Regions from separate parts of the Homo sapiens genome. Here region 2 is linked to region 1. Evidence: chromatin loops called from intact Hi-C (ENCODE). Cell type or tissue: sigmoid colon. All regions are shown on one strand. Each heading gives the region's core, and the rest is flanking DNA. Links, peaks and the distances in the headings are about the cores only.

Region 1 (5,382 bases), core at 98-5,097:
CTCTCCTTTGGCAATTCACAGCACTGGGTTTATTCAAGCTTACGATGACACAGAATTTTCCTCCCTTTGAAAAGTACTGGTTAAGTCTTTCTGTCTCCTGCCCTTCAAAAGCAGTCATTGTGTTTGTTTTTTTCAGAGGTACCATCAGGGTTGTCAGAAAGTGGAATTTCCCGCCAGATCAGAATTTCTTCAGCCTTCATTCATGACCTGAGTACTTTTGGTTTTGAGGGACAAACTTGCTCTATTTTGAGCACTGAAGGAAAACATCTAACTCCCAATTATGGGTCTGTGCACGTGAATAATTGGGTAATGGGATTAAAGTGCTTGAAGATACAACCCTTCCTCAGGTGCCCCTTTTCACACATAAGGAAAGTGGAGTACGAAGGGCACTGGCTCACGGGAAGGAGTGGTGGGGACCCCAGGCCTTCAGTCCCTCATTTAACAAGGTTGTAAAGTCTGATCTGACTTCTTACTGCAAGCACCGCTACTTCTATGACATCCTCCATGCCCTTTTTATTTCAAAAGCAGTTTAATATGTTATTTCATTTAATCTCCACTGCAACTATTTCCATTTAAAATTTTGTTAGATAATCAATAGTGCTCTAAATATGAACCAATTTGGAAGAAATATGAAGAAAAGTCATCTTTTAGAGACAACCCAATTCATGGGCCTTGTAAACATTTTTATTTTTTAGGTAATCATAAAATAAAATTGACTTTTTAAAAAAATTTGGTGTGTAGGTCTATGAATTTTCACAAATGTATGGAGGCGTGTAACCACCACTATAATCAGTGGAACTGTGCCTTTACCGCATCGAACCGCCTCCTTCCATCTCTAACCCCTGGCAGCCAGGGATCTGTTTTTCATCACCATAGCTTTATCTTTTCAAGAATGTCAAATAAGGAGAATCCACAGGATGTGGCCTTTTGAAACTGGTTTCTCTTATGGGCTTACTTTTTTTTTCTCAGTTAGAACTTTTATTTAAAATCAACAATCAATTGAACTTGCCTATTTGCCGAACAATATCTACAGGTAGAAATTTGCAAGAATAACTCTGGATAAGCATAGTAGGCCATCTATTTCATCATGAAGGAAATTTTTGATGTACTATTTTGAAGACTCTATTTACAGTCCCTTATATTTAAACTATATCTATTAAATTAGTGTTATATTGAAATAGCCATTAAAACAAAACAAAACAAAAGTCTTACATGGACCAGGCACTTGTGAAGTACTCTATTATTTCATTTAAGCAAATATACATCCTTTATGGGTCATCTGTGTCATTTTGTTATTTACTCCTCTTGTACAAGCTTGGCAGGGTTTGAGTGGTTCTTTAAAAGAGAAGTTGGTGATAGGGAGGGAACTTCATTTCTGTCCCAGATGCTGACACCTTGTGGGCCCTTGGTAACTTCCGCTGCTGTCCATTTCCCTCATGTAAGGGCAGATGGCATTTGCATACCTGGAGGGACGCCGGCTGGAGTTACAGATGCCTGCTGATGATTGGAATGTTAGGGACTTAGTGACATGTGCTGTAGTCATGGGGTCCTCTCAGACACTTAGGGCATGCAGGCCTTAGGGGAGCCCTGTGCCTTTGGGGCTGGCTGATGCTGGGGAGTGGGACTGTCTGCTGGGTTCAAGGTGGAAAGGGAACTGCTCCTGTGTGGTTTGCCTGCCAAGGAGCTAATTAGGAGAATGGGTTTGGTGATCTTGATCTGACAGCCAATGGGAGACTTCCTGGGGAGCTGGAGGAGATAAGCCTGTCAAGAGGCTCCCAGCTGTGTTAGGGCCAGGATTGTCATTGCTGCTAGGCAGGGCTTTGGTCCTCCCAAAATGAGAGTGAGCAGATTGCAGCATTCTTTCTCATAGCACCAAGGAATCATAGACTCCATGGCTAAGTGAGGTGGAACCAACCACATTGTGTGGTCAGCCAGTGCCAACCTTTCTTCTTGCCTGGCCTTGTGGATGGTGTTCACTTTTGAGATGCAAACTCCAGGTTATGTTATGAAACTCCACTTCTTTGTCTCTCAAAAAAAGCTTGTTAAAATGCGAGTATCAGTAGCCTTTTATTTCAAGCCTCAGATCTCCTCTAATCAGGCCATCAATTGGCCATACTGATAGCTATTATTAACCATTATTGAGAGGCACTAGATTATGAAGAGTTGAGTAGTTAAAAGCAGCATTTCTGGAGACAGACCACATGATTCCTAGTCTCACCTCTGCACCTGGCTGGCTGGGTGACCCTTGCATGTTGTCAGCCTTTCTGAGCCTTGGTTACCCCACTGGTAAAATAGGGATGATAATAGTACCTCCTTCACAGGTTTATTGTGAAGATTAAATTAGTCAATACATGTAAAGCTACTGACAGATACCAGCCTTTGGTTGTAAGTTAATTTTGAGGATTCTATATTCGGCCACCTCTGCTACTCTGTCATCACATTCAGATTGAGAACTGCTGATCAGTCTAAGTCTCACAGGGAATAAAGCTGAGGTCTACAAAGGCTCAGTGATGTACACAGGCAGAACCAGAACTAGGAGTGTCCCTGGACCCTTAATCTCTTCACACTGCAAAGCAGAAAGCTGGTGATCTGAATAAACTGTTTGCTCTTGGGGACTTTGCTAACTAGAAATCTTTATTAACTTGGACTCTGATTTTATTGTCAAGGCAAGAATAAGCAATTTTTAGATCAACAACTCCAAGTCACTGGAGTCACTTCAGCAGAGTTTCAGTGTTTAGTGTGATTTGCTGTGCCCATTTCTCTGCATAATGGCCTTCCATGCATGTATGAGGGGAAGTCCATAGTTAACTGGAATGCATGCGTAGGCAGAGCTTTTTGTTTGCCAACCAGGAGTGATAACGGAGTTTATTGCCACTTGATCCCCTCTGCCAGCCCATCTGGGTCAACTTGTTTTTCTCTGGTGTTTGCCCTTTCCATCAAATTGTTCCAGAGACTAACAACCTGGCTTAGTGATGACAAGTGTGTTAATAGTGGAGCTCAAGATAAGGCAGCAGTAACTCTGTTTGCTCTGAGAGTTTGCTGCCTGCCTGCTGAGTGATCCAGGGACTTGTCAGCCCTTTGAGTTAATGTGTGTGAGGTGCTGGATGCAGAGAAGAGCACTTGGTGTGCTTTCAGCTTGCACATGTGTCTTGGTGCTCAGCACTCCCCATCCCATGCCAGGAAACCTCTCTCTCTCTCTTTGCAGGAGATCCTCATGCCAACTCCCATCTAAAAAATGAATGCTTGTGATTTGGAAATACTTTTTCATAGATGCTCAGAAGGTGTTTAGAGTTTTGGCTTTTGCTTAGTTCACAAACCAGGTAATTCCCAGTTGTCCATATGAATGCTCTATAGTCAAATTTAGGATCCCAAATTGGCTTCTTTCATCACTGAGCAAGCTTCTGGACTAGACAGTCTCTTCTGTAATAAAATTGCTAAAGTGAATGCAACAGGAAGGAGAGGAGGAATTTGCAATGACCTCTTTGTGTAGGTAGATAGTCTGTGCTTTCCTGATGCAGGCTCCCTTAACATGAGGATTGTGTATGGGGCAGTGACGTACTGCTTCTGAATTATCCATGCAAAATGTTTGGCTCTTTGAGTGTGAAGCAGCAGCAGTTGCTTGTATTTTCAGACAAGGGTCTCAGTGCACGGAGAGGACTCCCTCCAAGTGTTGTCTTTGCATTTCCATTCATCTTATTAGAGCAGTGCAAACCCTGATGCATGAATGAACTGGGTTTGTGGCTGAATGAGTTTGGATTTGCTGAGCAGGCTGATTCAGGAAGTTGTCCTTGATTCCCCTGCTGTTTCCCATGTATACACACCCTTCCTAAGTGAATGTGGCATTTGTATTGGATGAAGGCCATAGCTCAGTATGAAACGTGATTATATGTCTACTCTAATCCTCAACAGGCAATGCTTTCCACTTAGGGTGTTTTAGAGGACATGTGTACCATTGGACTTGCATGATATTTGGGTCAAAGGCATTTATGGACAGAGATGGAAGGTATGATCTATCAGCTTAGAAACTCAACCTCAAGAGAGAGGAGGGTGTATAAATGAGGATGCATAAAGTAAGAATGGAACCCCCCCCCCCCCCCCGCACACACACACACACCGTCCCTAGTCAAATTTGCAAAGACTTACGGATATGCTAATAAGATTGCTGCTGGCTAGGGGAATTCACAGGTCTGCAAATTCTATGAATTCTAATGCCTCACTCAGCAATTTTAAAAATGAATGGACTGGAATTAATTGGGAGCCTCCTTCCATGGGAATTTTGGAAGTATTCTTAGGTATCACAGAACACTGTCTGTTTATGCATAAAACTCCATAAACTACAATGGAAATCACTCTAGATAACAACGTGAGAGATGGGTATTACCAGGGGCATATGGCGTAATTTTAGGTGGTGGCCTGACCCAGCATAGGATGACACAGACTCCAATGAGGAGAGGGTTATGTTTTCTTTTACATTCTCTTTAACACAGAGAGAATGTCTTCCCTAGGTTCTACCAGGTCTTTAACACCTCTCTAAACTTTGGCAATCAGCCTCCGCTCTCAGGCTCTGAGTCTTTGTTGGGGTGACAAGATCGAGGTGGCGTTTAAATGATCTGGGTTTTCTTTTTTGCTGTATGTTTAGAATTACCTTCTAGTTATAGCAAGTGAGATGGGCTTTCCATTTGTGGTAGTGAAATAAAGTTCAATTTAAAAATTGAACTTTAAAGAATGAGATTTAAAGAAAAAAAATTACACAATTAATTGTGTAGGTAGAGTCCCATTATAAATATGTTGTCAGGACAGGACATGAGTGATAGAGATAAGGAAACCCTGGCAATAGGAGATAATGACTACTTTGATTACACAGGGAGGCAGTAAGGACTGGTTCCTCCTTCATCTTGTAAACATGGCCACTGTTTCCACCAGGGGAATACTGATCGCTGTCCTTTACAGAGGCACTGTGCTAAGTAAGTACTTTTCACACATCTCATCTAATCATCTGAACAACCCATGAGGTATGCATAATAACAAACCTCTTCCTTTAAAGATGAGGAAGCTGGAACTTAGAGATAGTAACTGGCTTTTCCAAAAATACATGGCCAGTAAGGGGCAGAGGCAGCATTTGAGCACAGGCAATTTGACTCCAGAGCCTGGCACCTCACCCCTATGCCATGTGGTAACACCCAGTAACAGCCCCAGAGAAATCTAATCAGAGAAAATTCCAGTCATTTCAGTTTACTACCTGGGGCAAATTGAGTTTATGGTGGGGGAAAAGAAAAACACATTTTAAAGAAGGGCAAAACACCATCCTAAACTTAATGAGTCCCATATGCCATCCCTATGTAACATCTTAATTTTCACCTGTTTCAGTGTCTGTTCTATTTC
Region 2 (5,382 bases), core at 236-5,235, 94 kb after region 1:
GAGATAAATCTCCCGTTTTTAGGTTTATGCTGAGCAAAGACTAATGACAAATAATTAGAAGCTAGGACCAGTTTTCCAAGTAACAACCTACCTGATCATCAGTCCTACATGTTCCTGACTCCACCTGGGTGTGCACCAAGTGACCAGGATGATGATACCCTTTCATGTCTTTCTGAATAATGTTACCTGATTTGATTTTGCTTAGATCTAACAAATATCTAAATAAAAAGATATACCTTTTAAAAGCACTTCTTGGGCTAAATGCCTCAGGAAATGCAATTATTGATCGTTTTCATAGTGTTTAGTAAAACTATTAATTCAACTTTAAAAGAAATGAAATGGTACTACTAGGAAGAAATATCGCATTTGTTAAAGCATGTTGGCACTGCATTCAACATCATTGATTAGTAAATTGTGATCATTTTCTCTCCTTGAAATATTTTTTTTTTGCCTTAGGGCTGTCTAATGACTTACTTTAAAACTGCTTTCTTTTCCTTATTTTTTTTAAACTTGTATACTTCTTTCTTGTATTCTCAGAATGGACTTTTATAAAACACAACTGTCAGGATCTGTTTTCTCACTGCATTTCTTTTTTTGTCATTTCAAATAGATACTTTGCATTTTAGACATGCCTTGGTTGTAAGCTGAGAAAAATGAAAGGCGAGGCATTCCAAGCTGTGATAATCCTAGGGTAGGAATAACAGTTCCTAGACAATTCTTGATGATACTAGCTTGTCAGCATCCCTTAGCCCAAGAGTAGGCACTAAGCAGTCAGAATGAAACAAAGCCGAATGCTTCTTATCTTATTTTTAGGTTTTCTTCATGAAATCTGATCTTCTACAATCTGGGGGCTTAGTAGATTGAAGCTCTTCCCACAGTCCTTTTTCCTCCTATTCTATTAACCATATCCCATGTATTATATTGAAATGGACTTTGCTTAGAATTTCATAACATGTTCTTTTGGTAACCAGTAAAAAGATCCTTTGAATGGGAGCATTTCGCTTTTTGAAAGGAGCTTAAATGTAATTACAGTACAGACCTGTGCAGGCAGGCGATCCTGCCCAGCACGTTGGCATATTCTCACTTTATGAACGTTTTCATCTGGGGGCTTGGCGAAGGAAACATCTGATTCTCTTTTGTGAGATTCTTCAGTACAGAGACCCATTCCTCTTTCCCAGAAAAACACAGTGATTCCTCATAAAATGAAAGGATTTCTGAAGCCCAACAGAAAGTGGGGATACAGAGATCCATTCACAGAGACAGAAGAGAAAATCCTAAGAAATCGGCTTCCTGGGGCCATCCTAGGCCTCTCACAGAGATGTTTTTATAATGATAGGAATAACATCTCTAGAGAAGTTCAAAGATAGGACAATAAAATTAAAAGAAGGGCCTGCAGGAGGAAGCAAGGAGAAAGACACTTCACCCCACTGAGCAGGTAATTCATCATATTTCTTTCCAAATTTATACCCAAAAATCTAGTGGATGTCATTGATATGGTGGAAATAGCTATTTATTATTATTTTTCTTTTTTTGAGACAGTCTCACTCCGTTGCCCAGGCTGGAGTGCAGTGGTATGATCTTGGCTCACTGCAACCTCTACCACCCGAGTTCAAACCATTCTCCTGCCTCAGCCTCCCGAGTAGCTGGGACTACAGGTGTTCACCACCACTCCCAGCTAATTTTTGTATTTTCAGTGGAGGTGGGGTTTCACCATGTTGGCCAGGCTGGTCTCGAACTCCTGACTTTAAGTGATCCACCTGCCTCGGCCTCCCAAAGTGCTGGGATTACAGGCTTGAGCCACCATACTCAGCCAGCTATTTATTATTTCTGAAACATGGGCAGGGGAAACCTAATTTTGATAAATAAATGATTTTCAATGTTAATTAGAAGCAAGAAGGAAAGAAAAAAAAAGGAAAAGAAATGTTCCAGGAGATGAGACATTACTTTCATGAAGTTGTCAAGAAGGAAATGAAAAGTGTGCATACTTGAAGATATGATTGTATAATCATAGGGGTTAATAAGTCATTGCCATTTTCCCTATTAATGATGACAGTTTGTTTTAAAGGTAACTCATCCTGTCTGATTTTCCATGGTGGTGTTGGTTTCTACTGCCCAGGTCCTTTATGACATTCCTAAGGAGTGACTCTAGCCTTGTACTCAGCAGACCCATGACTTCTAATCAGCAGCATCTCAGACACTCCGTTTTGGCTGTGAGGCTGCTAGGCTCTCAACAAAACTCCTAAATAGGAAAACTTACAAAACTTCCAGGCCTTAGCTGTCAGCCAAAGACGGAGCTAAGACACAGCTATTTTATTTCCTTGTGCAATAAAGGTATAATTGTCTTCTATGCCAGATGTCAGAAAGACTTCTACCAGGTCTTTCTCTGTGTGTTCTTAAAAAAAATCCTCAACAACAACAACAACAATAACAACAACAACAACAACAAAACTTCAAGATGTTAGAAATAGATATAAGCCATTATAATTATCCTTCAGCATCACATATAAATTCATGTGTAACTTTAAACAAGCTGGTGTCCTTGTGGTGACTATCTATGTTATGTGACATTGTTTTCTGTTCGTCAAAGTGAAGCAGCAGATAAATGGAACAACTGTTTTTTAAACATAATTATTTTTTTTTCCAGATGTTCTCAGGCTTCCTACATTCAGGATCAGCAAGTCTTCAGCATTGGTACTCTTTGTTAGTGTAGACCTTGAGTGCCCTGCTGAGGGGCTTGTGTGCCATTCTGCTTGAGTGCAGATGTGCCAAGAGGTACAAGAGTTGGAACTGTAATAGACCTCTTAGGCTACTGGCTGAAATACTAAGGTTCAGAATAAGAAAGAGATACGTCTCAGGCATCTCATTATCCGCAACTGTCAGTCCGGAACTCAGAACAGGCTGGTTCTAGCTGTCGATTCAATAGTTTTAGCTTCTGTACTCCAAATCCTTACAGGTAGACCCATAGCAAGGTGCCATTGCCAGGGTCATGCCATCCAGGTATGACAGGACTATGTCAAAGCCAGGTAGGAGGGCAAGAAAAGGGAGTATAAGGCATAAGTTAAATAGGGGACTGGTGAGATGACCAGGGGAGGCCCAAAGAGTCCAAGGCAAACATCTGGAGAAGGCTCAGACAGAATTTTGAAGTCTGCATCTAGTAACAGCCCAAAGAAGTCCCACAGTGATTTGACAGTCTGTTATGCTATGGGAGTACCAGCCTACCTGCCCAACCGTGCCCTGATTGGCCAGCCTTTGGCAAATAGAGAGCTCTTCTTTTCTCTTAGGAGCCTCTGCCATCCCCTGTATGAATATGAGGGCTTCTTATTTGGGAAGCCTTGATATGAAGTGCCTTGAAACTGTACCCTGAGCTACTTTCTCTAGGATGCCCTCTCTTTCAGAAATGTGAGCTCCAGGCTGTTGCTCCCCAATGGCTAGGGGTTGTTGGCTATCCCTGGTTATAGATTATTGTTTATCAGCCTCCTAGCACATAGGTGGCAATTTTAATATCCAGAAAAAAAAGGCATAGGAAGCAGAATGTAGTGGTTACATGAATAGTCTATTCTTGTTTCCCTAGGACTAAATTCCTGTAGATGTGAGAGGAGTATGGATCCAGGGGTCAGAGGTTCCATTCCCCATGCCAGCATTTGTGTCTAGATTCTCAGCTCTCCATTCAGACCTGGGACTTCTCTTCTCTTTCCTTTCCCCCATTTCTAATCACCTCATCTAGGCTGTCCTGTTTTGTGAGTGGTCCCAGAGTGGGGTTGGGGTTGGATGGAGAGCATATATTTGTGCTGGGAGGCTGGGGATGTTTGTGTGTACACGTTGTGTGGGTGCCCACCCACATGAACCACTCCATACCTATACATGGCTCATTGACCCTGCCCTCGAAGAACTTTCACTCTGTCTTCTGGTATATGTGCATAAGTGCATATGCATTTAGTGCTATTTGAATCACCTACTCCATCCCATTCCTTTTCTAGATAAATAAGGGTTCCCTAAAAAAAAGGGATGGCTAGAATCAGTGGAGGGAGTGGAACGAGTGAGTAGAATTGGTCAGTCATGATTCCTAAGACAGTTTAGTGAAAACTAAAATCAAGCAATACTTGTTTGGAAAGACTCTGTTTTATGTAGTAGCTTAGCTCTGATTTATTACATAGAAGTTGCTGGCAAATATGAACACTAATTCTACTCTGGTAACAACTGTGATTGAAATAATTGTAGTCTGCAGATAAGCTGGAGAAAACAAGCATTAGTGGGTAGGTTGTCTTGGACATCATTCCAAAAGTGTAACAGTGAAAAAGTACGTGCTCTTAGAGAAGAAAACTTACAAGAGATATTTACAAGACATATGACTGGTTCAGATCTCTGCCTCTTATGTAGATCCGTGCTAAGCCAACCAGGCAAGGAAAGCTCTCATCTCTAAAAAAAAAAACTAGGAAAAAAGGAGAATAACAAACTCCTGTGGCCACTCATTAAAGTGACTTATGGCTTTCTCTGTCAAGAAATCTTGGCTAATTATTTAGCATTTATGAGACTGTGTGGCTGCCTTCATGGAAATATAATTTTCACTTTTTCTTCTTTAATACTCTATAGAATTATACTAGGCATTTGTGAAATCTTACAGTAGCCCAATGCACAGCCTGTTGGGCATTTGGATTACAGTGCAACACCAGATAAAGAGGCAGTAAAGCAGATACAAATGAAAAAAATAGAAACAATTGATCCTATCAGTTTTTGTTCAGTTGAATGATTGCCTTTTGGGGGCATTTTCTACAAACAGTTACTATTATCACTATTATTATTACCTTAGTTTTGGAAATTACTATCACTTTTGAGTGCTGAGTCATCTGATTCAGTCTTAGAACAACGTTGGGAATTCGTAACCTTATCCCCAGTTTACAGAAGAGAAAACAAAGACTTGAAGAGGTCAAATTATTTGCTTAAGATCCTATAGCTAGGAGGTGATAGGGCTGGAACTTTAGCTCTTCCATTGAATTCTAAAACTACCTAGCTGCCAACCACTTTTGAGGTCAACTTGTAATGCCCGTATTTTGCTTTTGCTATACCTATCTAGGTCTATCGTGGATAAGAAATATGGAATGAAGATGGGAAAGGAGACTCTTAGTTCAGATATAATATTGAAGTCTTGTTAGATAAAATTTAAAAGAACTTCATAACAAACAAAAGGGTTCTCGCCACCTGAGTTTCTTGAAAGCAAATGATCTGTGTGTGTTTTATTGAGAAATTTATAAAGAATTGACATATTCCATTCTCTCTGTTAGCAATCTATGTCATTTTCTTTGTCTCCTAGAAGAATGTTTTACTCTTAGGAATAATTATTCAGGTAGACATCCTGAGCCTTACAACTGCTCTGAAGTCAACTGC

The links. A loop is a pair of places that touch in the nucleus more often than their neighbours do. Peaks named below come from ENCODE experiments on the same cell type or tissue, not always from the same donor. Only the 100,000 strongest peaks of a DNase experiment are listed, where the experiment ranks them.
Region 2: a loop joins it to region 1, with 2.6 times the contacts of the local background. A loop is called at or near these places in 3 of 110 quality-filtered maps.

What each region holds. Positions count from the first base shown.
Region 1 is chr10:77,285,483-77,290,864 of GRCh38, reverse strand. All of the region lies in intron 2 of KCNMA1 (potassium calcium-activated channel subfamily M alpha 1), which reads left to right. Among named protein-coding and RNA genes, the nearest start is that of KCNMA1-AS3, 63 kb to the left of the region's middle. In sigmoid colon, for the core only: no CTCF peak of the experiment used is centred there; a DNase peak (open chromatin) is centred at 3,124.
Region 2 is chr10:77,192,097-77,197,478 of GRCh38, reverse strand. The region is part of intron 3 of KCNMA1 (potassium calcium-activated channel subfamily M alpha 1); the gene reads left to right. Among named protein-coding and RNA genes, the nearest start is that of KCNMA1-AS2, 54 kb to the right of the region's middle. In sigmoid colon, for the core only: no CTCF peak of the experiment used is centred there; a DNase peak (open chromatin) is centred at 2,208; H3K27ac peaks cover 368 bases.